Regions from separate parts of the Homo sapiens genome. Here region 2 is linked to region 1. A link is an interaction called in ENCODE POLR2A ChIA-PET data of the cell type or tissue named here. Cell type or tissue: GM12878. All regions are shown on one strand. Each heading gives the region's core, and the rest is flanking DNA. Links, peaks and the distances in the headings are about the cores only.

The links. ChIA-PET counts read pairs that join two places held together with the same protein. Peaks named below come from ENCODE experiments on the same cell type or tissue, not always from the same donor. Only the 100,000 strongest peaks of a DNase experiment are listed, where the experiment ranks them.
Region 2: POLR2A ChIA-PET joins it to region 1 with 7 read pairs; 2 of 35 experiments call an interaction of 5 or more read pairs at or near these places.

What each region holds. Positions count from the first base shown.
Region 1 is chr19:35,687,974-35,703,261 of GRCh38, reverse strand. No RefSeq gene overlaps it. Among named protein-coding and RNA genes, the nearest start is that of ZBTB32, 8.9 kb to the left of the region's middle. RefSeq lists an enhancer at 925-1,164. In GM12878, for the core only: no CTCF peak of the experiment used is centred there; a DNase peak (open chromatin) is centred at 6,191; H3K27ac peaks cover 2,075 bases.
Region 2 is chr19:36,037,836-36,053,123 of GRCh38, reverse strand. THAP8 (THAP domain containing 8) reads left to right here. Exons shown (of 4, transcript NM_152658.3): 2 at 12,988-13,180; 3 at 13,406-13,801. LOC101927572 (a long non-coding RNA gene) reads right to left here. Exons shown (of 4, transcript NR_170988.1): 4 at 2,007-2,299. It also overlaps the pseudogene RNY5P10. Among named protein-coding and RNA genes, the nearest start is that of THAP8, 8.8 kb to the left of the region's middle. In GM12878, for the core only: no CTCF peak of the experiment used is centred there; no DNase peak of the experiment used is centred there.

The sequences.
Region 1 (15,288 bases), core at 5,122-7,621:
ACCTGGGGTCAGGAGTTCGAGATCAGCATGACCAACATGGTGAAACCCCGTCTCTACTAAAAATACAAAAATTAGCTGAGCGTGGTGGCGGGCGCCTGTAATTCCAGCTACTCGGCAGGCTGAGGCAGGGGAATCGCTTGAACCCCGGGAGGCGGAGATTGCAGGGAGCCTATATCGCGCCACTGCACTCCAGCCTGGGAGACAGAGCGAGACGGCGTCTCAAAAAAAAAAAGAGCCAGCCAGGCTTCGGTGCCTGTGAACAGCTCCCTTTTCTCTCTTGTCCCACTCCACCACGATTGCTGGCACAGCTCACTCTGCCTCGCCTGGAAGCCTGGAAGTGTACAGGGACAGGAAAGACACAAGAGGGGGGCAGTGCCTTGCCCCGTGATTGGCAGCGTGACACTTGCACTTCCAATTCCCACTGCCACCTCGACTGTATGCTCAGCCAGGAGTAACTGCGCGCGGACGTGTCAGCACTCCCACCTCCAACCATACCGCAGAGGGAACGGCCGATTGCGCTGCCCCAACATTAACTGGCCCGGGGGTTAGACTCCCTCCAGCAGGGTTTCCCCCTGGGCAGGGCTTCGGGGCTAACAAGCTGCGAGCTCGCCCCTCGCCAGTCTCCCGAGGTGCTTGTCTGCGGGGCTTCTGGCCCGGCCCCCGCGGCGGTTGCACCGCTGATTGGCTGGCTCCGCTCCTTTCTAAGTGGCTTAGCCTGGGATTCGTTCTCAAGCATAGCCAATGAGACGCCAGGGCGCCTCAAGCAGGCGGGCATGACTCCACCGCTGTCGCTTCTGATTGGCCCTAAGGCTCGTCTTCGCTTTAGATTGACCAGAGAGCAGCGGGGCGGGAGCTTAGTTGAGCAGTTTCAGGCTGCGATGCGAGTTCGGTACCTTCCCGCTGCGCGGAGTGTTGTTGTGCGCGTCCTTCGCAGCCGCTCGCTGAGGAGCTGGAGTGGGGAGGAATGGGGGTGGTCAGGAGACAGGAGAGCACCTCGCGGAAGAGCCTGGGACAACAACCGGAGCTGTAGGTCCTGACCGAGACAGCCTGAGGCGTCCCTGGCCCCGATAGGGAGCGAAACCGCTAAAATGGGGGAAGGGGCCGGACGTGGTGGCTCACGCCTGTAATCCCAGCACTTTGGGAGGCTAAGGCGGGCAGATCACCTGAGGTCAGGAGTTCGAGACCAGCCTGACCAATATGGTGAAACCCCGTCTCTACTAAAAATACAAAAATTAGCCGGGCGTGGTGGGGGATGCCTGTAACCCCAGCTACTCGGGAGGCCCAGGCAGGTGAATTGCTTGAACCCGAGAGGCGGAAGTTACAGTGAGCGGAGATGGCGCCACTACGCTCCAGCCTGGGCGACAGAGCAAGACTCCATCTCAAAAAATAAAAATAAAAAATAAAGTAAAAAAGGGAGAAGGACTGGCACTGTGGTGGGAGTAATAGCACCTCGTGTTTACCGAGCCCTTTCCATGTGCCACGCTTGTGCATCAACTCGTTGAAACCTAAATAACCCCGTGAGGGAGGCGATTACTATGCCAGGTTAACCTCTGAGGGTCAAAGAGGTGAAGTCGTTTATTTAGGGTCCCGCAGCAGTTACGGGCATTGCTGGAACTCGAACCCTGCTGTGGTGAGAGCCCAACCTTCAAGCTACACTATGATTAAGTAGGATTGATTTTGTAGATGGGGATGGGGTCTGATCACATTGGCCCTGGTTTTGGGAAAATGGACTGACATGTACAAAAAGGTATTTTATTTATTTATTTATTTATTTATTTATTTTTGAGACAGAGTCTTGCTCTGTCGCCCAGGCTGGAGTGCAGTTGTGCGATCTCAGCTCTCTGCAATCTCCACCTCCCGGGGTTCAAGCCATCCTCCTGTCTCAGCCTCCCGAGTAGCTGGGATTACAGCCACCTGCCACCATGCCCGGCTAATTTTTGTATTTTTAGTAGAGACGGGGTTTCACCATGTTGGCCAGGCTGGTCTCGAACTCCTGACTTCAAGTGATCCTCCTGCCTCGGCCTCACATAGTGCTGGGATTACAGGCGTGAGCTACTGCACCTGGCCTAGAGAAAGGTATTTAAAAAATCAGTCTCATAATATCTTTGCTTTTTTTTTTTTTTTTGAGATAGGGTCTTGCTCTCTTGCCCAGGCTAGAGCACAGTGGCAGGATCATGGCTCACTGCAGCCTTGACCTCCTGGGGTCAAAGGATCCTCCCACATTAGCCTCCCAAGTCGCTGGGACTACAGGTGCACAACACCATGCATCACTAATTAATTAATTTATTATTTATTATTATTATTTTGTAGAGATGGTCTCACTATGTTGCTCAGGCTGGACTTAAACTCCTGGGCTCAAGGGATCCTCCTGCTTTGGACTCCCAAAGTACTGGGATTACAGGCACGAGCCACTGTGCCAGGCCCCAGACCAGTTTTAAGTGCTTTACCTACATCATCAGATTGACTCTTCATAGTAAACTCTATCGGATATTTACTGTTATTATTCTCATTTGACAGATACAAAAACTGAGGTTTGGCCTGGCACAGTGGCTCATGCCTGTAATCCCAGCACTTTGGGAGGATGAGGCGGGTGGATCCTTTGAGGCCAGGAGTTCGAGACCAGCCTGGCCAACATGGTGAAACCCTGTCTCTACTAAAAATACAAAAAAAATTAGCTGGGCATGGTGGCACATGCCTGTGATCCCAGCTACTGGGGAGGCTGAGGCAGGAGAATCACTTGAACCTGGCAGAGGTTGCAGTGAGCCGAGATCGCGCCACTGCACTCAAGCCTGGGCAACAGAGCAAGACTCCGTCTCAAACAAAACAAAACAAAAAAACAAAAACAGGTTCAGAGAAGAAACTGATTTTCCTAAGATCTCACTGGGAGTAATTGTCAGAGCTGGAATTTGAACTAGGCCTGTTGCAGTCTGACTCCAGAGCCTAAGCTCCTAAACATTTTTATACACTGCCTCCATCCTGCCAACTACAGTGACCACAGTGCAGACACACATGGTCCCAGGGAATCCCCAGCCACTATAGGAAACAGAATGACGCCAACACGCATTGGAATAGGCAGCCAAGGCTCACAGAGGTGAAGCTCCTCATCTCAGCTCACACAGCTAGTCCATGGCTGAGCAAGGAGTAGAATGATGCAAGACCTGAATCCAAGCCTGAGTTCTTCATCACACCTCACACTGTGTTTTTCCTATTTGAAAGATGAAGAAACGAGGCCGGGCATGATGGCTCACGCCTGTAATCCAATCACTTTGGGAGGCCAAGGCGGGTGGGTCATAAGGTCAGGAGTTCGAGACCAGCCTGACCAACGTGGTGAAACCCCATCTTTACCAAAAATACAAAAGTTATCTGGGCATGGTGGCGCATGCCTATAATCCCAGCTACTCAGGAGGCTGAGGTAGGAGAATCGCTTGAACCCGGGAGGCAGAGGTTGCAGTGAACTGAGATTGCGCCACTGCACTCCAGCCTGGGAGACACAGCAAGACTCCATCTCAAAAAAAAAAAAAAAAAAAAAACCGGCTGGGTGCTTGATGGCTCACACCTGTAATCCCAGCACTTTGGGAGGCCAAGGCGGGCGGATCCAGCTTCGGTTACTCCCTGAGGAGTAACCGAAGCTGGAATTCAGACCCAGATCTGCCTGACCCAGGAGATCACCCCTGAACCACATTACCTTCAGGAAGTGCTTGTCTGGTAGATCCTGGGTTGGATTGGTTGAGAAGTCCTCTCACTCAACAAGCCTTATTTACAGTTAGTTCATCTTGTCCCAACTTTGACCCTAAAGGTGGTTGGGAATATACTTTACAGCCTCAGAACCTTTGGAGTTTCTCACTGATTCTCACTGAGAAGCCCTAGTGATAATTGCTACAATTTTTTATTATTCATATTTTTTCCTTTTTTTTTTTTTTGAGACAGAGTCTTACTCTGTTGCCCAGGCTAGAGTGCAATGGCACGATCTCGGCTCACTGCAACCTCTGCCTCACAGGTTCAAGCGATTCTCCTGTCTCAGCCTCCCGAGTAGCTGGGATTACAGGCATGTGCCACCACACCTGGTTATTTTCTTTCTGTTTTAATAAGCTGGTCTACAATACAGGTTTCCTGTGTTTTGTTTTTTTAGAGATGGGGTCTTGCTGTGTTGCCCAGGCTGGAGTGCAGTGGCTATTCACAGGTGCGATCGTAGCACACTGTGGCCTCAAACTCCTAGCCTCGGCGATCCTCCTGCCTCAGCCTTCTGAGGAGCTGGGACTACAGGCACATGCCAACATGCCCAGCTAATTACTACAAATTATTGAATCCTTTTTATGGGCCAGGAAGGCATGAGAAGATGGAGTGAGGGACCCTGGGCTCTGGCAAGATGGTATAGGAAGGGTTGTTGGCTTGGCTTGGGGGGTTGGACTGTAAGATTTGGAGAGTTAAATGTCTGAAAGAAGTAGAAAAATAAATAAAAAGCCCCTGCCTTCAGTTGCTTATTGAGCAACTCCCCATGCCAGATCCTACACTAACTAAGCTTAACTGTACACTGAGAAGCAGAGAGCCTTGCAGCCTAGGTAGCTGAATGCTGGATCCAAACTGTCTGCATCATATCCTGGCCCTGTTATTTACTAGTTGTGAGACCTTTGGCAAATTGCTTAACCCCTCTGGGCCTTAATCTCTTCATCTGGGCATATTAAATGGTCATATCATAAATGGGCATATTAATAGTACATATTGGCCAGGCATGGTGGCTCACACCTGTAATTCCAGCACTTTGGGAAGCCGAGGTGGGCGGATCACCTGAGGTCAGGAGTTCGAGACCAGCTTGGCCGACATGGTGAATCCCTGTCTCTACTAAAAATACAAGCCTGTAATCCCAGCTACTCGGGAGGCTGAGGCGTGAGAATCGCTTGAACCCAGGTGGCAGAGGTTGCAGTGAGCTGAGATCATGCCACTGCACTCCAGCCAGGGCAACAGAGTGAGACTATGTCTCAAAAAAAAAAAAAAAAAAAAAAAAGGGCTGAGTGGCTGAGTGCAGTGGCTCATGCCTGTAATCCCAGCGCTTTGGGAGAACGAGGCAGGCAGATCACCTGAGGTCAAGAGTTCAAGACCAGCCTGGCCAACACGGTGAAACCCCATCTCTACTAAAAATACAAAAATTAGCTGGGTGTGGTGGCAGGCACCTGTAATCCCAGCTACTCGGGAGGCTGAGGCAGGAGGATCGCTTGAACCTGGGAGGGGGAGGTTGCAGTGAACTGAGATTGCACCACTGCACTCCAGCCTGGGTGACGGAGCGAGACGTCATCTCAAAAAAAAAAAAAAGGTACATACTCCCGGTCGTGGTAGCTCACATGTGTAATCCCAGCACTTTGGGAGGCTGAGGTGAGAGGATTGCTTGGACTCAGGAGTTCAAGACCAGGTTGTGCAACATGGCGAATCCCCATGGCTACAAAAAATACAAAAATTAGCCAGGTGTGGTGGCACACACTTGTAATCCCAACTACTGGGGAGGCTGAGGTAAGAGGATCACCTGAGCCCAGGAGGTAGAAGCTACAGTGAGCCATGATTGCAACACTGCACTCCAGCTTGGGTGACAGAGTGAGAACCTGTCTCAAAAAAAAAGAAAAAAAGTGTGTACCTCTCAAAGTCATTGAGGGGATTAAATGAACTAATAGAGCAGTGGTATTTCTTCTTCTTTTTTTTTTTGAGATGGAGTCTGCCCTCCAGGCTGGAGTGCAGTGGCGCGATCTCGGCTCACTGCAACCTCTGCCTCCTGGGTTCAAGCGATTTTCCTGCCTCAGCCTCCTGAGTAGCTGGGACTACAGGCGCGGGCCACCACGCCCAGCTAATTTTTGTATATTTAGTAGAGACGGGTTTTCGCCATGTTGGCCAGGATGGTCTCGATCTTTTGACCTTGTGATCCACCTACCTCGGCCTCCTAAAGTGCTGGGATTACAGGCGTGAGCCGAATAGTGGCATTTCTTCTGTTCCCCAATGCCCTGTAACCGAGTTGTTTCCTTGCAATCAGTGTCATCTGCCTTGGCTGTGGTGTAGACCCTGAAAATTAAGGGATCATGGGAAAGCCTGGGGGCAGTGTGTTCCCAGAAGCAGTAGCAAGCGCAAAAGCCCCAAGGCAGGAGTGAGCTTAGTATATCTGAGGTACAGCAGGAAGTCCACCTGGAGCCAGGCAGCTGACTAAGACTCAGGAGCTCAGCTCAACGGCACGAGTGTTCATAACAGATGTGAAAATAACCCTGTACCTTTCAGAGAACAAAGGACTTTCCCCAAGCTTTGATCTCTGGAAAAACCCCAGACCATGATTACATTTGAGGCTCAGTGTCCACAGTTGCACAGGAATGAAGCTTAGAATTCAGGTCTTCTAGCTCTCTAGGGCCCATGCGTCAAGGTCAAGAAACTTACTTTCACTCAAATATTTATTAAACTCCTGGCCAGGCGCAGTGGCTCACACCTGTAATCCCAGCACTTTGGGAGGCCAAGGTTGGCTAATCACTTGAGGTCAGGAGTTGGAGGCCAGCCTGGCCAGCATGGCAAAACCCCATCTCTACTAAAAATACAAAAATTAGCCGGGCATGGTGGCGGGCGCCTGTAATCCCAGCTACTCAGGAGGCTGAGGCACAAGAATCGCTTGAACCTAGGAGGCAGAGGTTGTAGTGAGCTGAGATTGGGTCACTGCACTCCAGCCTGGGTGACAAGAGCGAAACTCCATCTCAAAAAAACAAAACAAAAAATTCTGATGGTGCATGCCATTGGTGCTGAGCCCTGGGGAAGACCCAGCCCCTGCCTTCAAACATTTCACCTGCTAGAGAGGAATTAGACCTCAAAACATATTCTTCAAGAGCCAAGTGGAAAGTGTAGGAACTGAAGCTGAGAAGAGGCACTTAAGCTAAGGGGAGAAGGAGTGGAGAAGGGTGAGGGACAGCTTCCCACAGGAGGCGATGATGTTTGTGCATCTTTTTGGGGGTACTTACTATGTGCTAGGCATGGTGCTTGGTAGAAAGGACACAGTGGGAAGCAAAGAAGAGACTGAATGTAATGGTCTGCTAGGGCTGTGTAACAAAATATCACAGACTAGGGGGCTTAAACAACAGACATTTATTTCTCACAGTTCTGGAGACTGGAAGTCCAAAGTCAAGGTGCCAGCAGGGTTGGTTTGTCCTGAGGCATTTGTCCTTGGTTTGTAGAAGGCCACCTTTTCACTGTGACCTCATATGGCCTTCCCTCCGTGTGTGTGCACTCCTGGTGTCTCTTTCTATAAGGACATCAGGGATCAGGGCCCCACCCTTATGACCTCACTTAACCTAAGTTCCCTTCTTTATTTTCTTTTTCTTTATTTTATTTTATTTTTGAGACAGAGCCCTGTTTTGTCACCCAGGCTGCAGTGCAGTGGCAGGATCTTGGCTCGCTACAACCTCCATCTCCTGGGTTCAAATGATGCTGTTTTGGCCTTCCAAGTAGCTGGATTTAGAGGTGCCTGCCACCACGCCTATCTAAGTTTTGTATTTTTAGTGAAGGCCGGGTTTCACCATGTTGGCCAGGCTGCTCTCAAACTCCTGACCTCAAGTGATTTGCCTGCTTTGGCCTCCCAAAGTGCTGGGATTACAGGTGTGAGCCACTGTCCTGGCCAGTTTACTTTCTTAAAGTATCTGTCTTGGGCTGGGCGTGGTGGCTTACACCTATAATCCCAGCACTTTGGGAGGCTGAGGTGGGAGAATCACTTGAGGCCAGGAGCTCGAGACCAGCCTGTCCATCATGGTGAAACCCTGTCTCTACAAAAAGTACAAAAATTAGCCAGGTGTGGTGGCGCACGCCTGTAATCCCAGCTACTTGGGAAGCTGAGGCAGAAAATCACTTGAGCCCAGGAGGTGGAGGTTGTAGTAAGCTGAGATTGCACCACTGCACTCCAGACTGGGCAACAGAGCAAGACTCTTGTCTCAAAAAAAAAAAGGCTGGGTGTGGGGGCTCATGCCTGTAATCTGAACACTTTGGGAGGCCGAGGTTGGCGGATCACGAGGTCAGGAGATCAAGACCATCCTGGCTAACACGCTGAAACCCCGTCTCTACTAAAAACACAAAAAATTAGCTGGGCGTGGTGGCGGGTGCCTGTAGTCCCAGCTACTTGGGAGGCTGAGGCAGGAGAATTGCGTGAACCCAGGAGGTGGAGCTTGCAGTGAGCTGAGATCGCACCATTGCACTCCAGCCTGGGACACAGAGCGAGACTCCATCTCAAAAAAAAAAAAAAAAAAAAGTTAACTGATGTACCCTGAACCAGAGTTGTTTTTAGACAACAAATATTGCTTGTCTTGACTCTGGGTACAGATATATATATATGTATCTTTTCTTTTTTTTTTTTTTGAGACAGGGCCTTGTTCTGTTGCCCAGGCTCCTGGCCTCAAACAATCCTCACATCTCAGCCTCCCAAAGTGTCCTCAATTTTCTGAATGGATTTTTATGAGAGGAACTTTAATACCAGGGATCCTATTTTGGTCATTTTGTCCAGCAGGGCTGGGAGCAGCTCTTCAAAAAGACCATTTTCTTGTCCCTTTACCTTCCCTGTTTTGCATGATTCTGTTTCCATTTGTAGAGGATCTGAGAAGGCAGCTGATTCTGTGAGAAACAATGATTCTACTTCATGTTTTAAATAGATCTGTTGGGTTAAGTGACAAGTCCCTAGCTAGACTCAAGAAGGCACTGGAGAGCTATGGTCCTGCCACTGTACTCCAGCCTGGGCGACACGGTGCGATTCTCATTTTCTCTCTCTCTCTCTCTCAGACAAAGTCTCCCCCTATTGCCCAGGCTGGAGTCCAGTGGTGCTACCATAGCTCACTGCAGCCTCGAACTCCTGGGCTCAAGTGATCCTCCTGTCTTGGCCTCCCAAAGTGAGGGATTACAGGTGGGATTACAGGTGTGAGTCACTGTGCCTGGCTGAGACCCCGTCTTTTAAAAGAAAGGGGAAGGGGGAGGAGAAGGGGTAGGAAGAAGGAGGAGGAGGAGGAAGAAGGCGGAGGAGGAAAGAGGAGGAGAAAGAGAAAAAAGGAGGAGGGAAGAGGAGGAGGGTGAAGGAAGGAGAAGGAAGAAGGAGGAGAAAGGAAGAGGGATGAAAGAAAAGAGGAGGGAGGAAGAGGAAGAGGGAGGAGGAGGAGGAAGGAAGAGGAGGAGGGAGAAGGAGGAGGGAGGAGGAGGGAGGAGGAGGAGGGAGAAGGAGGAGAGGGTGGCAGTGGAGGTCACTCCCTATAATGTGGAGCATAGCAGCCACCTGCTGGTCACAGCGCAGTAGGAAGAACACAAAGCCCTGGAGTGAGGCAGAGGGGCCCTGGCTCCTCAGTGGCTCTCCAGCGCCCTCTATTGACAAAGCCTAACCTGGCACCAGATGACAAATGGAACTGAGAGGTAATAAATTGATAACCCACAGGTAAGTGATGGGGCCCCTGCTATTAATAAAAACAACAGTAATAATAACGACTACCATGGAATTCTCAGTGCTGTCTGTGTCATTTATCCCGGAATCGCTGGTGAAGGTTGATGGGGAGGGGGGATTGTGGTCCATTTGCCTCCAGGGTCGGCTCACCCTTCCCTAGGCTCAGGCTTAGGGTCTGAGCCTGCTCTGGGCAAGCACCCTCTCCCTCCTCCCAGACCAGACCCTATAGATGGAGCTGACTCCATCCCTGCTCCAAGGGCAGGCGTGTGCCCCGGAATCTGCACTTTCCCCAGCCCCACACGTGATGGCACAGCACAGTGTCAAACCTAGACAATGAAAAACATTCCAGAGGGGGCACCAGGCCCTCTCACCGTTTTTTGCTTTGTTTTGTTTTGTTTTTGTTTTTTGAGATGGAGTCTTGCTCTGCCACCCAGGCTGGAGTGCAGTGGCACGATCTTGGCTCACTACAACATCCACCTCCCAGGTTCAAGTGATTCTTCTATCTCAGCCTCCTGAGTAGCTTGGATTACAGGCACATGCCACCACATCTAGCTAATTTTTGTATTTTTAGTAGAAACAGGGTTTCGCCATGTTAGCCAGGCTGGTCTCGAACTCCTGACCTCAGGTGATCTGCCTGCCTCAGCCTCCCAAAGTGCTGGGATTACAAGTGTGAACCACCATGCCCAGTCATCTTTTTTTTTTTTTTTTTTTTGAGACTGTTATCTGGGCTGACAGAGTCAGTGGTGCCATCTTGGCTCACTTCAGCGACGACTGCCATACTCAAGTGATCCTCCTGCCTAAGCTTCCTGAGCAGCTGTGATGCAGGTGCTTGCCACCATGGCCAGCGATTTTTAAAAATTTTTTTATTGTTTTGTAGAGACAGGGTCTCACTATGTAGCCTAGGCTGGTCTCGAACTCCTCAAGCGTTCCTCCCGCCTTGGCCTCCTAAAGTGCTGGGATTACAGGCGTAAGCCACCGCGCCCCCCCGCCCGGCTAGGTTTTTGTTTTGTCTTTCATTCTTTTATTTTTCTCCTTAGCACTTATTAGCCTCTAACATGTGTTTTTCTTATTGGTTTTATCTATTTTCCCCTCTAGAAGGTAAGCTTTATTTATTTATTTATTAAGCTCTTTTAAATCTGGGAAGAGTTCCTGTAAGCTTTATTATCTGATTCCCAGGAAGCTTGTAGCCATTTTTCTAACACCAGCCAAGGACGCGGGGACCAGAGAGGAGGAATTGGTGGGCGTGGGACACCTGAGGAAAGGGCAGGGGTGTGTGTTTTTACGTTTTAGTTAAAAAAAAAAAAAAAGAACCAACTTGCCCTCATGGAAGGAGTGTAAGCAAAAGTGGATGTAGTCAGAGGCATGTGCCTGGCTTGATTGCTATATAACACAGTTTCTTATTTCCATTCTGTGATCTCAGATGGTGAGAGAGAGAGCTTGGCTCAGTGGAGCAAGAGAGAGAAAGAGATACCTGGAGAGGTGGCAAGGGGCCAAGCCACACGGGCCCTCAGTGCGAGGTGAGGAGGGCGCTGGAGAGCCGTGGAGGGTTAGAGGCTGAGGAGGGATGCAGTCACCTGGGGTGTGGGGGGAACAGCCATCAAATGGCTGCCTGTCCCTCAAGGGGTCCGGGCCCTGACATAGCCCTGACCTCTTTGCTCCCCTCTTACCCACAGGAGCCGGCCTCTGAGTTTGGGGGCTGGGGCGGACAAACCTGTCCTGCAGGCAGGCCCGCCTGGGTGAGGCCACGCTGCTGCCGGTCTGACTGAGCCACACTCTGCAGGTATATGGTAGGATGGAGCCCGAAAGCCAAGTGGCAGATGTGGGTCAGAGATGGCGGCCTACCTACCTGACTGCCCAGAGGTCAGAGGTCAGGTCAAACCCCGGCCTCCCATCTAGCAAGTCCTGGCCTATTATTATTATTATTGAGACGGGGTCTTGCTATTGCCCAGGCTGGAATGCAGTGGCACCATCACAGCTCACTACAGCCCCTACCTCCTGGGTTCAAGCGATCTTCCCACCTCAGCCTCCCGACTAGCGGTTACTACAAGTGCGCACCACTATGGCCAGCTAATTTTTAAATTTTTTGGAGAGATGAGGTCTCACTATGTTGGCCAGGCTGGTCTGGAAATCCTGGCCTCAAGCAATCCTCCTGCCTCAGCTCCCAAAATGCTGGGATTACAGGCGTGAGCCACTGTGCCCAGCCCTGACCTGTCTTACTGAGAGGTGACAGCGTGCTGGCAGTCCTCACAGCCCTCGCTCGCTCTCGGCGCCTCCTTTGCCTGGGCTCCCACTTTGGCAGCACTTGAGGAACCTTCAGCCCGCTGCTGCACTGTGGAAGCCCCTTTCTGGGCTGGCCAAGGCCGGAGCCGGCTCCCTCAGCTTGCGGGGAGGTGTGGAGGGAGAGGCGCAGGCGGGAACCGGGGCTGCGCGCGGTGCTTGCGGGCCAGCGCCGAGTTCCGGGTGGGCGTGGGCCCGGTGGACCCCGCGCTCAGAGCGGCCGGCCGGCCCCGCCGGCCCCGGGCAGTGAGGGGCTTAGCACCTGGGCCAGCAGCTGCTGTGCTCAATTTCTCGCCGGGCCTTAGCTGCCTTCCCGCGGGGCAGGGCTTGGGACCTGCAGACCGCCATGCCTGAGCCTCCCCTCTCCCCGTACCCCGTGGGCTCCTGTGCGGCCTGAGCCTCCCCGACGAGCGCCGCCCCTGCTCCACGGCACCTAGTCCCATCGACCACCCAAGGGCTGAGGAGTGCGGGCGCACGGCGTGGGACTGGCAGGCAGCTCCACCTGCAGCCCCAGTGCGGGATCCACTGGGTGAAGCCAGCTGGGCTCCTGAGTCTGGTGGGGAGGTGGAGAACCTTTATGTCTAGCTCAGGGATTGTAAATACACCAATCGGCACTCTGTATCTAGCTCAAGGTTTGTAAACACACCAATCAGCATCCTGTGTCTAGCTCAGGGTTTGTGAATGCACCAATCGACACTCTGTATCCAGCTACTCTGGTGGGGACTTGGAGAACCTTTGTGTGGACACTCTGTATCTAGCTAATCTAGTGGGGACATGGAGAACCTTTGTGTCTAGCTCAGGGATTGTAAACGCACCAATCAGCACCCTGTCAAAACAGACCACTCGGCTCTCTGTAAAATGGACCAATCAGCAGGATGTGGGTGGGGCCAGATAAGAGAATAAAAGAAGGTTGCCCGAGTCAGCCGCGGCAACCCGCTGGGGTTCCCTTCCGTGCTGTGGTAGCTTTGTTCTTTTGCTCTTTGCTATAAATCCTGCTGCTGCTCACTCTTTGGGTGCATACTGCCTTCATGAGCAGTAACACTCACCGCGAAGGTCTGCAGCTTCACTCCTGCCTGAGCCGGCGAGACCAGGAACCCACCAGAAGGAAGAAACTCCGGACACATCCGAACATCGGAAGGAACAAACTCCAAACACGCCACCTTAAGAGCTGTAACACTCACCGCGAGGGTCCGCGGCTTCATTCTTGAAGTCAGTGAGACCAATAACCCACCAATTCCGGACACCTTAACTGCTCAGATAAAGTTTGAAAATATTTAGTAGGATAATTCTCTTCTCAATGTACATTTTATGTCCAGCAGGGACATTTTAACTAAGATATATTTCTTGATTTTTTGTTAGAGGACAAAGGCAATAGTCATCATAAAATATTTGCAAAATACCAAAATGTCCAAGGAATGAAGTAAAGATCCCCTGCAAATGTGTCCTCTTCCTCAATAACCTTTGGAAGACTTTCTTTTAAAAAAAATGCAAACATGCACATATTTATATTTTTATCAGGGAAGGAATCATACTTGGCATGCTACATTGTAATCTGTTTTTCTCATGTCACAATTTCCCAAGCATTTTTTTCATGCCATTAAATTCTTTTGCAGGGTTTTTTTTTTTTTTTTTTTTTTTGAGACAGTCTCGCTCTGTCGGCCAGGCTGGAGTCCAGTGGAATGATGTCAGCTCACTGCAACCTCCGCCTCCCGGGTTCAAGGGATTTTCGTGCCTCAGCTCCTGGGTAGTTGGGATTACAGGTGTGCACCACTACACCCGGCTAATTTTTTTGTACTTTTAGTATAGACGGGGTTTCACCATGTTGGCCAGGCTGGTGTCGAACTCCTGACCTCAGGTAATCCTCCTGCCTTGGCCTCCCAAAGTGCTGGGATTACAGGCGTGAGCCACTGCGCCTGGTCAGCAGTGTGGTTTTTAAAGGAAAAAACTAGCTAGGCACAATGGCTCATGCCTATAATCCCAGCACTTTGAGAAGTCGAAGTAGGAGAATCACTTGAGCCTTAGGAGTTTGAGATCAGCCTGGGCAATACAGCAAAATTCCGTCTCTACAAAAAATTTAAAAATTAGCCAGTTATAGTGTTATGCACCTGTAGTCCCAGCTACTTGGCAGGCTGAAGCAGGAGGATCGCTTGAGTCTGGGGGGTTGAGGCTGCAGTGAGCCATGATCCTGCCATTGCACTCCACCCTGAGTGACAGAATGGGACTCTGTCTTAAAAAAATATATAGCCGGGCGCGGTGGCTCACGCCTGTAATCCCAGCACTTTGGGAGGCCGAGGTGGGTGGATCATGAGGTCAGGAGTTTGAGACCAGCTTGAACAACATAGTGAAACCCCATCTCTACTAAAAATACAAAAACTTAGCTGGGCGTGGTGGCGGGTGCCTGTAATCCCAACTACTTGGGAGGCTAAGGCAGGAGAATCACTTGAACCCGGGAGGTGGAGGTTGCAGTGAGCCGAGATGGCACTACTGCACTCCAGTCTGGGCAACAGTGCAAGGCTCCATCTCAAAAAATAAATAATAATAATAAAGGAAAAAAACTGATTTTATGCATATCAATTGGCATAAACTCCACAAACATTCTTTTGTTTTGTTTTGTTTTGTTTTGTTTTTGAGACGTAGTCTTGCTCTGTTGCCCAGGTTGGAGTGCAGTGGCACGATTTTGGCTCACTGCAACCTCCACCTCCTGGATTCAAGGGATTCTCCTGCCTCAGCCTCCTGTGCAGCTAGGACTACAGGCACATGCTACCACGTCCAGCTAATTTTTGTATTTTTAGTAGGGACGGGGTTTCACCATATTGGCCAGGCTGGTTTTGAACTCCTGACCTTGTGATCCACCCGCCTGGGCTGCCCAAAGTGCTGGGATTAGAGGCATGAGCCACTGCACCCGGCCTCCACAAACATTCTTTAAAGATCCTCAGCCAGAAACATATTCACGCTAACATATGCTGAGTTCATGGGCTCATCATCTCACAGTAAAAGCACCAAGCATTTTCTTTTCTTTTCTTTTTGAGATGGAGTTTTGCTCTTATTGCCCAGGCTGGAGTGCAATGGCACAATCTCAGCTCACCACAACCTCCGCCTCCCGGGTTCAAGCCATGCTCCTGCCTCAGCCTCCCAAGTAGCTGAGATTACAGGCGCACACCACCATGCCTGGCTAATTTTTGTATTTTTAGTAGAGACGGGGTTTCACCATGTTGGTTAGGCTGGTTTCGAACTCCTGACCTCATGATCCGCCCGCCTCGGCCTCCCAAAGTGCTGGGATTACAGGCATGAGCCACCATGCCCGGCCGCACCAAGCATTTTCAAGTGTGACTTTTTTTTTCTTTTTTTTTTTTTTTTGAGATGGAGTCTTGATCTGTTGCCCAGGCTGGAGTGCAGTGGTGCGATCTTGGATCACTGCAACCTCCACCTCTTGGGTTCAAGCAATTCTCCTGCCTTAGCCTCCCGAGTAGCTGGGACTACAGGTGCCCGCCACCATACCTAGCTAATTTTTTTTTTTTTTTTTTTGAGACGGAGTCTTGCCCTGTCACCCAGGCTGGAGTGCGGTGGCGTGATCTCCGCTCACTGCAAGC
Region 2 (15,288 bases), core at 5,119-7,618, 350 kb before region 1:
TGCAATCCAGCGTGGGCAACAAGAGTGAGACTCCGTCTCAAAAAAAAAAATTTTGTTTTTAAAGAGAGAGATGGGATCACCCTATGTTGTCCAGTCTAGTCTCAAACTCCTGGGCACAAGCAGTCCTCCTGCCTCGGCCTCCCAAAGTGCTTGGATTACAGGCGTGAGCCACTGCACCCAGCCAGGAAAAAATATTTCTCTTGGACATACTGCAGATGTAAAGTGGCAGAATTCCCATCCTTTGAGTGTCTACTGCTTTCTTAGTAGGAAACTTTGGTTGTCTAAAGTCAGAGATGATCACAAACTTTGCTGTTTGAAATCACATCAAGTAAGAATGAAACATCTCACTTTTGCTTGGAGGAGCTAAGTCACTTTGACACAGAAAAGCAGTCCCTATTTACAATCCAGGTTTGGAGCTTCAGATAAGGACACAATATTCTACATCTATGTAAACTTTATTGCATCTGAGAAGACAAACCCTGGGCCCACTTCACCATCCGGACCTGATATTGATCCCTTTACACACAGTTCTGATTTGCTTTGAGGCAATCTGAACACTGCTTAGTTTACATTTCACCTAAAAAATAACTCTGTTTGTTGAGACTCCCTCACAAAACAAAGGCCCATAGGGCCTATGGCAGTGGTCCCCAACCCTTATGGCACCAGGGACTGGTTTTGTGGAAGACAGTTTTTCCACGGATGGGATAGGGTTGGGGGAATGGTTTTGGGATGAAACGCTTCAGATCATCAGGCATTAGATTCTCATAAAAAGCGGGCAACTGGCCAGGCACAGTGGCTCATGCCTGTAATCCCAGCACTTTGGGAGGCCAAGGCGGGCAGATCACGAGGTCAGGAGATCGAGACCATCCTGGCCAACATGGCGAAACCTTGTCTCTACTAAAAATACAAAAATTAGCTAGGTGTGGTGGCACATGCCTGTAATCCCAGCTACTTGGGAGGCTGAGGCAGGAGGATCACTTGAACCCAGGAGGCAGAGGTTGCAGTGAGCCGAGATTGCGCCACTGCACTCCAGCCTGGCGACAGAGTGAGACTTCATCTAAAAAAAAAACCAAAAAACCCAAAAAACAAACAAACAAAAAAAAAATGGAGGGCAACCTAGATCTCTCACATGCACAGTTCAGAATAGGATTCACACTCTTGTGAGAATCTAATGCTGCTGCTGCTCTGACAGGAGGCGGAACTCAGGTGGTAATGCGAGCAGTGGGGAGTGGCTGTAAATACAGATGAAGCTTCTCTCACTCGCTCACCTGCCTGCCACTCACCTCCTGCTGTGTGGCCCTATTCCTAACAGGCCATAGACTGGTACCCGTCTGTAGCCTGGGAGTTGGGGACCCCTGGCCTATGGTATCTCTAGTGTGCAGACTCTCCCATTGCCATTGTAAATAAATCTGACAGTGCTGGACTACAGGTTTGTCCCTGGTGGTCTTAGCCTAAGTGGGCTAGGACACATTCCTCATCCAGTCCCTCAGCAAATCCAGTTGGCTCTCCCTTTACAAACTGTCCAGAATTTGATCACTTCTAACCCTCTCCTCTTCCTGCATCCTGCTCCTGGCAATTATCACCTCCAGACTGGACTATTTTAGCAGCCTCTTCATTGGTCTCCCTGCTCCCACCGTCACCCCCAGTCTGTTCCCTGCTTGCAGCCAGAGGGAGCCTGTGAACACCTGAGTCAGATCAGCGCCCTCCTCTGCCCAGATCCCTTCCGTGACTCCCACCTCACTATAAAAAATAAAGTGAGGCTGGAACAGGTAGAAAGCAGGCCTGCAAAGTCCTACAGAGCTGGTTCCCTGATACCAGTGTGACCTCATCTCTTTCCTCCTGCCCTTCACACCAGTGACACTGGCCTACTTCATGTTCCTGTAGTGTGGCAGGCATGTTGCTGCCCTGGGGACTTTGCCTGTGTGATTCCCTCTGATTTCAAAGTTCTTGCCTTTATGACTACCACCCTATGGAAAACTGTAACTGACACCCAAACACACACACGATTCTCTCTGTCTCCTGCTTTATTTTTCTCTTTAACACATCACTGTCTGCATATTGCGTTTTCGATGTATTCATTCATTATCTCCCCCACTAGAATATCAGTTCAATCAAGCCAGAGGTTTTGTCTTTCTTTGTCTTTCTTCTTTCCTCCTGTTTGTGTCTCCAACCTCTAGAATATTGCCTGGCACATAGTAGGTTCTTAGTAAAGATTCGTTGGGTGGATTTGGTGAATGCCTTTCAGATGGGCTCTCCAGGAAAGCCAGCAGTCCATGTGTCACGGATCCTTTGAGGGACCCTGGTGTAGGGCCAAAGGGACTTTAAGCCTGTGTATGACTCTGGCAACATTGATTAATTCAGCAACTTTTTGAGTATTTCTTGGAGAAGCAAGTAAGCCCCTGCTGGACACAAAGAATCCTGACAGATCTTGTTTCTGCCATGACAGAGCTCATGGATAGGTGAGGGATCAAACATTGAGGAACTGAGTACGTGACCTGGGAGTTACCCATGATCCTTCCTTTTCATTCACCGCTAGTCCATTAACCCACCCTTTGGCTCTACCCTCAAGACATTTCTCCATCCTGCAACAACCACAACAAAATCTCTAACACCTTGACAAGACAGTTATAAACACAAATGAGAAATTCCTAAATAAATCATTAACAAATAAGGAAAGATAGGCTGGGCGTGGTGGCTCACACCTGTAATCCCAGCACTTTGGGAAGTCGAGGCAGGAGGATCGCTTGAGCCCAGCAATTTGAGACCAGCCTGGGCAACGTGGCAAAACCCCATCTCTACAAAATGTAAAAAATTAGCTGGACGTGGTGGTACACACCTGTAGTTCCAGCTACATGAGACAGTGAGGTGAGAGAATCACTGGATCCCAGGAGCCGAGGCTGCAGTGAGCTGTGATTGTGCCACTGTACTCTAGCCTGGGCAACCGTGTGAGACCTTGTCTCAAAATAAATAAATAAGAAATAAGGAAAACACATTCCCAGACTACTTCTCATCACATCCACTGTCATCATGTAGTCCAGGCTGCCATCATCTTTTTTTTTTTTTTTTTTTTGAGACAGGGTCTTGCTCTGCCGCCCAGGCTGGAGTGCAGTGGTATGATCTCGGCTCACTGCAACCTCTGCCTCCCAGGTTCAAGTGATTCTCCTACCTCAGCCTCCTGAGTAGCTGGGACCACAGGTGCACACCACCACACCCAGCCAATTCTTTGTATTTTTAGTAGAGATGGAGTTTCACCATGTTGGCCAGGTGGGTCTTGAACTCCTGACCACAGGTGATCCACCCACCTTGGCCTCCCAAAGTACTGGGATTACAGGCGTGAGCAACCGTGCCTGGCCCGTTTCCACTCTTACCTCTCTCATAACAACAACAATAGTTACTTAGTATTTACCTTATGCCAGGCACTGTTCTAAGTGCTTTGTATGTATAATAAGGAGGAAAATGATGACGACTGTATATAGCAGCCAGATGACTGTATAAAAATCACTTCATGTCTTCATTGGCACCCGCTAGTGACTAGCCCATTTCCACCTCAGGGCCTACCCCTGAGTCAGTCTTGCAGAAGCCACTTAGTTAAGAGTTAGATGAGAAGCAGTTTCCAAAAGAGGCTTAGGAGAGGGCATGGATGCCAGGTGAGAGATAAGATGAGACACATTGAGGGAAGTGGCTGCCAGGAAATAACTTGAAATCCTGCTTGGCAGCCAATGGGAACACTCATTAGTTCACTCTCTCTTTTTTTTTTTTGAAACATGATCTTGCTTTGTCACCCAGGCTGGAGTACTGTGGTGCGATCATGGCTCAATGCAGCTTCAGCCTCCCAGGCTCAAGCAGTCCTCCCATCTCAGCCTCCTTTTTTTTTGTTTTTTTCATTTTTCTTTTTTATTTTTATGCTAGTCAAGCATGGTTGTGTGGGGAGACAATGTTAAATCAGCTTAACAATAACCCACAACACTCGGACCAGCTCCATCTCAGCCTCCTGAGTAGCTGGGACTACAGGCATGTGCCACCATGCCTGGCTAGCTTTCATTAGCTCTGTCTTAGGCCCTTTCAGGGACAGTGGCAATGGGGTCATCTCTTATGGGGGACCTATCACTTAGAATTGTATCTGCTTGGTAGTAACAAAGTCCTGCAATAAGAGTTGCTTAAACAAATTATGGGGTCTATAGGAATCAGTGTGGTTAAGTTATGCTGCACAAACAAACTTCTCAAATCTCAGTGGCTTACTACAACAAAGGTGTTTTTTGTTTTTTTGTTTTTTTTTTTTTTTAAAGAAGGGGTCTTTATCACCTGGGCTAGAGTGCAGCACCATCATGGTTCACTGCAGCCTCAAACTCCTGGGCTCAAGCAGTCCTCCCGCCTCAACCTCCTGAGTAGCTGCGACTATAGGCAGACACCACCTTGTCAGGCAAATTTTTCTAATTTTTGTAGAAATGAAGTCCCATTGGGCTGGGCGCGGTGGCTCACACCTGTAATCCCAGCACTTTGGAAGGTTGAGGCAAGTGGATCACCTGAGGTCAGGAGTTTGAGACCAGCCTGGCCAACATGGTGAAGCCCCATTTCTACTAAAAATACAAAAATTGCCAGGCGTGGTGGCACACGCCTGTAATCCCAGCTACTCAGGAGGCTGAGATGGGAGAATCGCTTGAACCTGGGAGGCGGAGGTTGCAGTCAGCCAAGATCGCGCCACTGCACTCCAGCCTAGGCAACAAGGGTGAAACTTCGTCTAAAAAAAAAAAAAAAGAAATGAAGTCCCACTATGTTGCCCAGGCTGGAACTCCTGGGCTCAATCAGTCCTCCTGCTTTAGCCTCCCAAAGTGCTGGGATTACAGGCATGAATCACCACACGTGGCCCAAAGGTGTATTTCTTGCTCACACTATGTCCTTTGCAGGTCATTTGTGGTCCTACTCTACAGTATCTTAATTGGGGTCTCAGGCTGAATAAACTATCCCTATTTGGAGTATTGCTGGTCTTGCAGGAGGAGGAAAAAAGAAAGTGGAGTGAATCACCCAGTGGCTCTTGGTCAATTTCATATTTAGAAGTGGCCTGTGTCACTTTCACTGGCATTCTTTTGGCTGGAGCAAGTATATAGCAAGCCTCAAGTCAATGGAGTGGGCATGTGTAATCCTCATGTGGAGAGAGACAGCAGACATTCTATTACAGGGTTTATTTTCCCTCATATACAGAAAGTACAGAGGTTGGCAAACCAGCACTGGGATAGTAGCTCCACAGTCATGAGAAATGAGGGGTCCTATCACTATTTTTCTTTCTTTTTTTTTTTTTTTGAAAGTCTCATTCTGTCACCCAAGCTGGAATGCAGTGGCACAGTCTCAGCTCACTGCAACTTCCACCTCCTGGGTTCTAGGGATTCTCATGCCTCAGCCACCCAAGTAGCTGGAATTATAGAATTACAGGCGCATGTCACCATACCCAGCTAATTTTTGTATTTTTAGTAGAGACAGGGTTTTGCCATGTTGGCCAGGCTAGTCTCAAACACCTGGCCTTAAATGATCCTCCCACCTTGGCCACCAAAGTGCTGGGATTACAGGTGTGAGCCACCATGCCCGGCCTCTTTCTGCTCTGTCATCCTTAGCCTGTGGCTTCCATCCTTGGCCTGTGGCTTCCATCCAAGGTGGCTGCCAGTGCCCCAGCCACCACTGCCACCATTCCTTATAGGAGGAAAAGGGAAGGGAGGAAGAGCAAAAAGCGTTCAGGTCTAAACTGAATCATCTCCCTTTATAAGGCCTTCCCAGAAACCCCGTTCAATGGCACCTTTTCATCATTGGTCACCCCAACTGGAAAAGAGGCTGGGAATTGTGGTCTTTAAAAACTGGGCATTTAATCAGCCTGAAGAAATTTTGAGTTACATTAGTAAGAAAGAAAAAAAGGACTTCTAGCAGTATATGCCACCCCATGCTCTGGACAAGATGACCAGCAAGACTAAAATAGTTTATACAAAGGGGAACATGGGGGTATAGCTCAGTGGTAGAGCATTTGACTGCATACAAAGGGGAACACTTGTTGTCTGCTTAAGGTAGTTTTTTAGAAAGCAACATTGCCCATTACAAATGCTGCTATCCAGAGGAACAAGAGAGAGTAAGACCAATTAAGGAGACCTTTCTTAGGATATTGACTTTTTTCCTTTGCTCTTTGAGCTGCTGAATCCTGTTGATCGTCCCTTCCATTTAAGGCACCATCCCAGAGATCCCACACAACACTAAAGCATTCCTTGGCCAGAAGGTAGTCACACGCCCCAGCCAGCTGCAAAGGATCCTGGGAAACATAGTCTTTTAGCAGGACACATTGTGGCCTCAAAGAAAGTTGGAGTTCTGTTAGTAAGGAAAAGGCAGAGAGTAGATACGAGTAGTCCATTGGCAGATTCTGCCTGGGAGATGGTGGCAATAAGAATGGGGAATGCTGTTGCAATAGATCTTGTGTTTGTGTCCCGGAAGAATGGGGCTGCTGAGAACATTGGGATCTTAGAGGGAGGCTGACTGCAGCAGCCAGACTCCCTGGCTGTGTGCCCTGGGGTTCTGCTCTCTGGGTGCCACTGCTGTTCTCTGAGTCAGCCTTTCTGTGCTCTTTCACCAGCTACCTGCCCCCTCCACCTCCATCTTCCTTTGTCTGAGAAGTCTTGGCTCTCCCCATCTCCGTTCATCCCATCCACCTCCTCCCCACTGGTAGCCTCTTTAGTTTCTTGTGTGTCCTTCCTATGTGTCTTAGTCTGTTCTCACACTACTATAAACAACTACCTGAGACTGAGTAATTCATAAAGGAAAGAGGTTTAATGGACTTACAATTCTGAATGGCTGGGGAGGCCTCAGGAAACTTACAATCATGGTGCAAGGCGAAGGGAAAGCAAACATCTTACATGGGGGCAGGAGAGAGAGAGAGCAAGAGGGGAACTGCCACTTTTAAACCATCAGATCTCATGAGAACTCACTCACTATCATGGGAACAGCATGGGGGAAACATCCCCCATGATCCAGTCACCTCCCATCATGTCCCTCCCTTGACACATGGGGATTACAGTTCAAGATGAGATTTGGGTGGGGACACAGAGCCAAACCACATTACCATAGTTTCTTTATATAAATACCAGCAAATGTGAAAGACATTCTTATTTCTCCCTTTATTACACTATTAGTTTCCCATGCTGCTCTAACAAACTTGGTGGCTTAAAACAAGACAAATTATTTTCTAACAGTTCTAGAGGCCAGGAGTCCAAATCGGCTTTCCTGGGCCAAAACCAAGGTGTCGGCAGGGCTGTACTCCTCTGGAGGTTCTGGGGGAGAATCTCTTCTTTGCCTGTTCCGGTTCCTGGTGGCTGCAGGCAGTGCTTGGCTTGTGGCCACATCTCTCCAGTCTCTGCCTCCATGGTTGCATTGCCCTCTCTTCTTTTCTGTGGTAATATATTCTCCTCCCTCTTATTAAAAGGATACTTGTAGTGGCATTTAGGGCCAACCCGGATGACCCAGGATAATCTCCCCATCTCAAGATCCTTAACTTAATCACATCTTTTGTCATATAAGGTAATATTCAGGCCTGGCACAGTGGTTCACGCCTGTAATTTCAGCACATTGGGAGGCCGAGGTGGGAGGATTGCTTGAGCCCAGGAGTTTGAGACCAGCCTGGGCAACAAGGCAAAACCCCATCTCTACAAGAAATATAAAAATTAGCTGGGCATGTGGCACATGCCTGTAGTCCCAGCTACTTGGGAGGCTGACGTGGGAGGATTGCCTGAGCTTGGGGAGTTTGATGCTGCAGGGAGCCGAGATCACACCACAGCACTCCAACCTGGGTGACAGAGCAAAACCCTGTCTCTAAATAAATAAATAAATAAATATACAAAAAAATTAGCCGGACGTGGTGGCGGGCGCCTGTAGTCCCAGCTACTCGGGAGGCTGAGGCAGGAGAATGGTGTGAACCTGGCAGGCGGAGCTTGCAGTGAGCCGAGATTGCGCCGCTGCACTCCAGCCTGGGTGACAGAGCGAGACTCCATCTCAAAAAAATAAATTAAATAAATAAATAAATAAATAAAGTAATAGTCACAGTTTCCAGGAATTAGGACATGGATAGCTTTTGGGGGCTACCACAATGACTAAAAGCTGAGATAGTCTATTTAGAACCTTGCTTTTTTTCACATAATGTGTGCCTGACAATAGCATGTCAGTTCACAGAGTACCTCTACATTCTGTTTTATAGCTGCATCGTATTCTTTTGTGTGGATGTGCCTATGTTTACCCTCTCTCCTGTAGGAATTTTGTCCCTAATTCTCTAGCACTCACTAGTCTATCTTTTCAACAAAGAGAGAGCAGGGGTGGGGTGTGGTGCCTCATGCCTATAATCGCAGCACTTTGGGAGGCCAACGTGGGAGATCACTTCAGCCCAGGAGTTCAAGACCAGTCTGGACAACATAGTGAGACCTCTGTCTCTACAAAAAGAAATTTTAAATTAGCCAGGTGTGGTGGCACATGCCTGTGGTCCCAGGTACTCGGGAGGCTGAGGTGGGAGGATCACTTGGGCCTAGCAGTTCAGGGCTACAGTGAGCCATGATCGTGCCTCTGCACTTTAGCCTGGGCAACAGAATGAGACCGTGTCTCAAAAAAAAAGAAAGAAAAGAAAAGAAAGAGAGCAGGCCTCAGGCTCATAACCCTCAGTAGGTAATGGCATCTGATGTTTTTATGGTTAGCTTTTGTTTATGGAATTGATACTGATTTTCCATTTTCAATTGTGATGTAAAGTTTCTCTTTTAAGTATCTTTGTTTAATAGTTAAAATTGGTTAGTTTTAAGAAAAATATGAAATAAGTAATATCACAGATATGGAAAACATTGTGAAGATGGGATATGCATGAGATGTGTCTTAGTTATCTAATGCTATATAACAAACTATCCCCAAATTTAGCAGCTTGAAATAAACATTTACAGTCTCAGTTTCTGGCAGCTGCTAAGGACAAACTGGCCAGCATTTGATCATGTGGCCACCCCTGGCTGCAAATAAGGCTGGAAAAGGAGGTCTTTATTATGGGTAGCCTTGAGCCCAGGTCTAAATAGAGAGTGGATTACCATCTAAGAGGGTAAGAGCAGATGCTGGGAATAAGTGGCACCCGGAAACCGGAGAAGTGGGGCACATTTAGAGGGTCCCTCATCAGATAATCCTCACCCACAACCACTGAGAAAGCTTTTATTTTTTAAAACTTAAAACAAAAAAAATTTTTTTTTGAGATGGAGTCTTGCTCTGTCGCCCAGGTTGTAGTGCAGTGGCGTGATCTCGACTCACTGCAACTTCCACCTCCCAGGTTCAAGTAATTCTTCTGCCTCAGCCTCCCGAGTAGCTGGGATTACAGGGACACGCCACCAGGCCTGGCTAATTTTTGTAATTTTCGTAGAGACGGGGTTTCACCATGTTGGCCAGGCTGGTCTTGAACTTGAATTCAAAATCACTTGAGGTCTGACTGCAAGTGATCCGCCCACCTCGGCCTCCCAAAGTGCTGGGATTACAGGCGTGAGCCACCGTGCCTGGCCTATTAAAATTATTTTTACCTGTGGCAAAATACACATAAAATCTACCATTTTGATCATTTTTAAGTGTACAATTTTGATCATTAAGTGTACAATTCACTAATGTTAAGTGTTGTATAACCAATCTCCAGAACTTTTTCCTCTCCTAAAACACTCTATCCCCATTGGACAATTCCCTCTTTCCCTCTCCCCCAGGCTCTTGGCAACCACCATTCCACTGTCTGTCTCTAGGAATTTGACTGTTCTACCTCATATAAGTGAAATCGTCAGTATTTGACTGGCTTATTTCACTTACCCTAATGGCCCTCAGAGTTCATCTGTGTTGTTGCATGTGTCAGATCAAGACTAAATAAAATTCCAGGCCAGATGCAGTGGCTCACACCTGTAATCCCAGCACTTTGGGAGGCCGAGGTGGGTGGATCACCTGAGGTCAGGAGTTTGACACCAGCCTGGCCAACATGGTGAAACCCCATCTCTACTAAAAATACAAAAATAGCCAGGTGCAGTGGCAGGCACCTGTAATCCCAGCTACTTGGGAAGCTGAGGCGGGAGAGTCGCTTGAACCCAGGGGGCGGAGGTTGCAGTGAGCCGAGATCACACCACTGCATTCCATCCTGGGCAACAGAGTGAGACTCCATCGCAAAAATAAATAAATAAGCCGGGCATGGTGGCGGGAGCCTGTAATCCCAGCTACCCAGGAGGCTGAGGCAGGAGAATCACTTGAACCCAGGAGGCAGAGATTGCAGTGTGCCGAGATTGCGCCATGGCACTCCAGCCTGGGTGACAGAGTGAGACTGCATCTCCTCCCTCCCCCCAAAAAAAAGACTAAATAAAATAAAATTCCATTGTATGTATATGCAGCATTTTTCTTATCCATGTATCTGTTGATAGACACTTCCACCTTTTGGCTGTTGTGATTTATGCTGCTATGTTTCTGTTGTCTGTTTGTTTGTTTTTGAGACAGCATGTCGCTCTTTTGCCCAGGCTAGAGTGCAGTAATGTGATCATGGCTCACTGTAGCCTTAACCTCCTGGGCTCAAGCAGTCCTCCCACCTCAGCCTCCTGAGTAGCTGTGCCTCTAGGCACATGCCACCATATCTGGCTAATTTTTCTATTTTTTGTAGAGACAAGATTTCACCTGTTGCTCAGGTTGGTCTTGAACACCTGGGCTCAAGTGACCCACCCACCTCAGCCTCCCAAAGTGCTGGGATTACAGGCATGAGCCACCACGCCAGGCCTGATTTATGTTGCTACGAACGCAGGTGTGCAAATATCTCTCCAAGACCCTGTTTTGTGTTCTTTTGGGTATGTAAGCAGAAGTGGATTGCTGGGTCATATGGTAATTCTATTTTTCAGTGTTTGAGGAACTGCCATATTGTTTTCCACAGTGGCAGCACCGTTTTACATTCCCAGCAGTGTACCAGAGTTCCAGCAGTTTTTCCACATCCTCACACACACTGTTCTTCTCTTCCTCTTCCTCCCCCTCTTACTCCCTCCCCCTTCCCCTTCCCCTCCTCCTCCATCACCCAGGCTGGAATGCAGTAGTGTGATCATAGCTCACTGCAGCGTTCAAATTCCTGAGCTTAAGCAATCCTCCCACATTGCCTCCTAAGTAGATAGAACTATAGATGCACATTGCCACACCCAGCTAATTTAAAAAATATTTTTTCGTAGAGACAAGGTCTTGCTACATTGCCCAGGATGGTCTTGGACTACTGCCTTCAGGAGATCCTCCTGCCTCAGCCTCCCAAAGTGCTGGGATTACAGACACAAGCCACCATGCCCGGCCTCTTTTTTGTTGTTGTTCAATAGTAGCTGTTCTGGTGTTTGTCAGATGATATTTCATCAGGGTTCTGATACTGCGTTTTCCTAATGATTGGAGATGTCAAGTATCTTTTCATGTGCTTATTGGCCATTTGTATGTCTTTGGAGAAATGTTTGTTCAAGTCCTTTGCCCATTTTTGAATCAGGTTATTTGTGTTTTATTGTTGTTGAGTTGTTTAAAGACTTGTTAGTGGGTGTTTTCAAGCATACACAAAAAGTAGAGCCCTCAGTATCCATCACTGTGTCACTAGTTATCAACACTTTGCCAATCTTCTTCCCTGCCCTGCCCACACCTCTAAGTTTTTGTCCTGCACTATTTTAAAGTAAATCCCAGACATCAGATCTTTTATCCGTAATTATTTCAGACTGATTTCTAACAGAAGACTGTTTCAGAAGTATAAACCAATACAGTTATCACACCTAGCAAAATGAATTTTTTTTTTTTTTTTTTAAAGACAGGGTCTGGCTCTGTCACCCAGGCTGGAGTACAGTTGCGCAATCTCGGCTCACTGCAACCTCTGCCTCCCAGGCTCAGGTGACCCTCCCACTTCAGCCTCCCGAGTAGCTGGGACTACAGGCATGTACCACCATACATGGCTAATTTTTTTTTTTTTTTGTAGAGTCGAGGTCTCCCTATGTTGCCCAGGCTGGTCTCGAACTCCTGGGCTCAAGCGATCCTCCCACCTTGTCGTCTTCCCAAAGTGCTAGGATTACAGGCATGAACCGCCATGCCTGACCAGTTTCTTACAATTATCTTATAACCAGTTCATGTTCAGTTTTCCCCAATTGTCTTAAAATGTCTTTTTACTGAATTGTTTGTTGTAGGCAAGGTCCACATCCTGCGTTTGTGCTGATGTTTCTTAAATCTCTCTTAATCCAGAAACCCCACACCCCCATTTATATGGTGTGGAAGAAACGTTTTCGCTTGGCTGCACGATCTCCCACATCGTAACTGTCTGATTTTATAAACTGCTCCAACAAGTTGATGTGGAAGAACAAATTGGGAGTGGAGGGGCGGGACTGTGGGCAGGAAGACCAGGAAGGAGGCTGGAAGGAGGGGCAGTGGAGGGGGCAGAGGTGGGCTGATGCTGGGTGTTTAAAAGGTGGAGCTTTCAAATTAATAATAATAAGAAGAAATGCCAGGCTTGGTGGCTCATGCCTATAATCCTAGCACTTTGGGAGGCCAAGGTGGGTGGATCACCTGAGGTCAGGAGTTCAAGACCAGCCTGGCCAACATGGTGCAACCTCGTCTCTACTAAAAATACAAAAATTAGCCGGGCGTGGTGGCGTGCGCCTGTAGTCCCAGCTACTCAGGAGGCTGAAGCAGAAGAATCGTTTGAACCCAGGAGGCGGAGGTTGTAGTGAGCCAAGATCGCGCCATTGCACTCCAGCCTGGGTGACAAGTGCGAAACCCCGTCTCACAAAATACTACTACTAAAAGATGAAGCTGAAAAAAGGGTTGTGGTTGTGTGTATGAGATAGAGAAAGCCTGGGCACAAGACAGGTCTACTTCCTAGCCCTAGGGAGGCACAGGCTTGGAGCCCAGAGACCTCCAGGGTGGGTATCCTCTGGGAGGGATAAGTCTGAACCTCGTAGCACTGACCCAGCCCCCCAACCACCCATGCAGGTTCCCACTGAAGGATGGTCCCCGGCTGCAGGCCTGGCTGCAGCACATGGGCTGTGAGCACTGGGTGCCCAGCTGCCACCAGCACTTGTGCAGCGAGCACTTCACACCCTCCTGCTTCCAGTGGCGCTGGGGTGTGCGCTACCTGCGGCCTGATGCAGTGCCCTCCATCTTCTCCCGGGGACCACCTGCCAAGGTGAGCGCTGGGAGGTCCTGCTGCTGGAATCCAACCCCCAGACCTCCCTGCCTAAGGGAAGTCCCTCCTTGAGTCTGAACTTTGGCCCTCCCCTCCTGACGACACTTCCTCCCTGAGGTCTGGCCTTACCTAGGCAAGTCCCCCTTGGAAACAGACCCTCCATCCCTTTCCTCCTGAGTCGAAGTCTGACCACGGCACCCCTGCACCCCATGCCTTGTCTTCCAGAGTCAGCGGAGGACCCGAAGCACCCAGAAGCCAGTCTCGCCGCCGCCTCCCCTACAGAAGAATACACCCCTGCCCCAGAGCCCTGCCATCCCAGTCTCTGGCCCAGTGCGCCTAGTGGTGCTGGGCCCCACATCGGGGAGCCCCAAGACTGTGGCCACCATGCTCCTGACCCCCCTGGCCCCTGCGCCAACTCCTGAGCGGTCACAACCTGAAGTCCCTGCCCAACAGGCCCAGACCGGGCTGGGCCCAGTGCTGGGAGCACTGCAACGCCGGGTGCGGAGGCTGCAACGGTGCCAGGAGCGGCACCAGGCGCAGCTGCAGGCCCTGGAACGGCTGGCACAGCAGCTACACGGGGAGAGCCTGCTGGCACGGGCACGCCGGGGTCTGCAGCGCCTGGTGAGTGGCACCCCAGCCTGGCAGCCCCATCCATGGGTGGTGGCCTGGCCTGCAGTGTGTTTTCATTTTGTCTAGGATCCCCTATTCAAAAATCAGAACATTCAGCCGTGTTTCCAAATTTCTGGCTTTCCCGGGCTCAGTGGCTCACGCCTGTAATCCCAACACTTTGGGAGGCCAAGGCAGGAGGATTGCTGGAGGCCAGGAGTTCGAGACCAGCCTGGGCAACATAGCAAGCACTGTCTCTACAGAAAATTAAAACAAATTTCTAGGTTTTCCTGAAAAACAAAATCTGGCAATGCCAAGCAACTATTGGTTGGAGCTGAGTAATGATTGCTCCATTTACTAATACTAAATACTTAATATTTGAGAAGCTCTTATTGTCTGCCAGACACAGAGTTATAACATAGTGAGCTGAAAACTCACTATGACCCTTTGAGCTGGAGCTACAGGGTTAATTTTTTTTTTTTTTTTTGAGACGGAGTCTCGCTCTGTTGCCCAGGCTGGAGTGCAGTAGTGCAATCTCGGCTCACTGCAGCCTCTGCCTCCCAGGTTCAAGCGATTGTCCTGCCTCAGCCTCCCAAGTAGCTGGGACTACAGGTGCCCGCCACCACGCTCAGCTAATTTTTTGTATTTTTAGTACAGACAGGGTTTCACCGTGTTAGCCAGGATGGTCTCGATCTCCTCACCTCGTGATCCACCTGCCTTGGCGTCCCAAAATGCTGGTATTACAGGAGTGAGCCACCATGCCTGACTGCTACAAGGTTAATTTTTAAAAAATGCAGTGGCTCACATCTGTAATCCTAGCACTTTGGGAGGCCAAGGTGGGCAGATCGCTTGAACCTAGGAGTTCAAGACCAGCCTGGACAACATGGTAAGACTGTCTCACTAAAACACAAAAATTAGCATTGTGGTGGGCACATGTGGTCCCAGCTACTTGGGAGCCTGAGGCAGGAAGATCCCTTGAGCCCAGGAAGCAGAGACTGCAGTGAGCCAAGATCGCACCACTGCACTCTAGCCCGGGTGACCAAGCAAGGTCTCAAAAAAAACCAAAAACCACAACCAAACAAAAAACTCACTATGGTCTGTGTGCGGTGGCTCATGCCCGTAATCCCAGCACTTTGGGAGACCAAGGCAGGCAGATTGCTTGAGTTCGGGAGTTTGAAACCAGCCTGGGTAACATAGAGAAACCCTGTCTCTACTAAAAATACAAAAATTAGTTGGGCATGGTGGCGCACCTGTAATCCCAGCTACTTGGGAGGCTAAGGTGTGAGAATTGCTTGAACCCTGGAGGTGGAGGTTGCAGTAAGCCGAGATGGCACCACTGCACTCAAGCCTGGGCAACAGAGCGAGACGCCATCTCAAAAACAAAAACAAAAACAAAAAAAGGCCGGGTGTGGTGGCTCATGCCTATAACCTCAGCACTTTGGGAGGCTGAGGTGGGCAGATCACGAGGTCAGGAGTTCGAGACCAGCCTGGCCAACATGGTG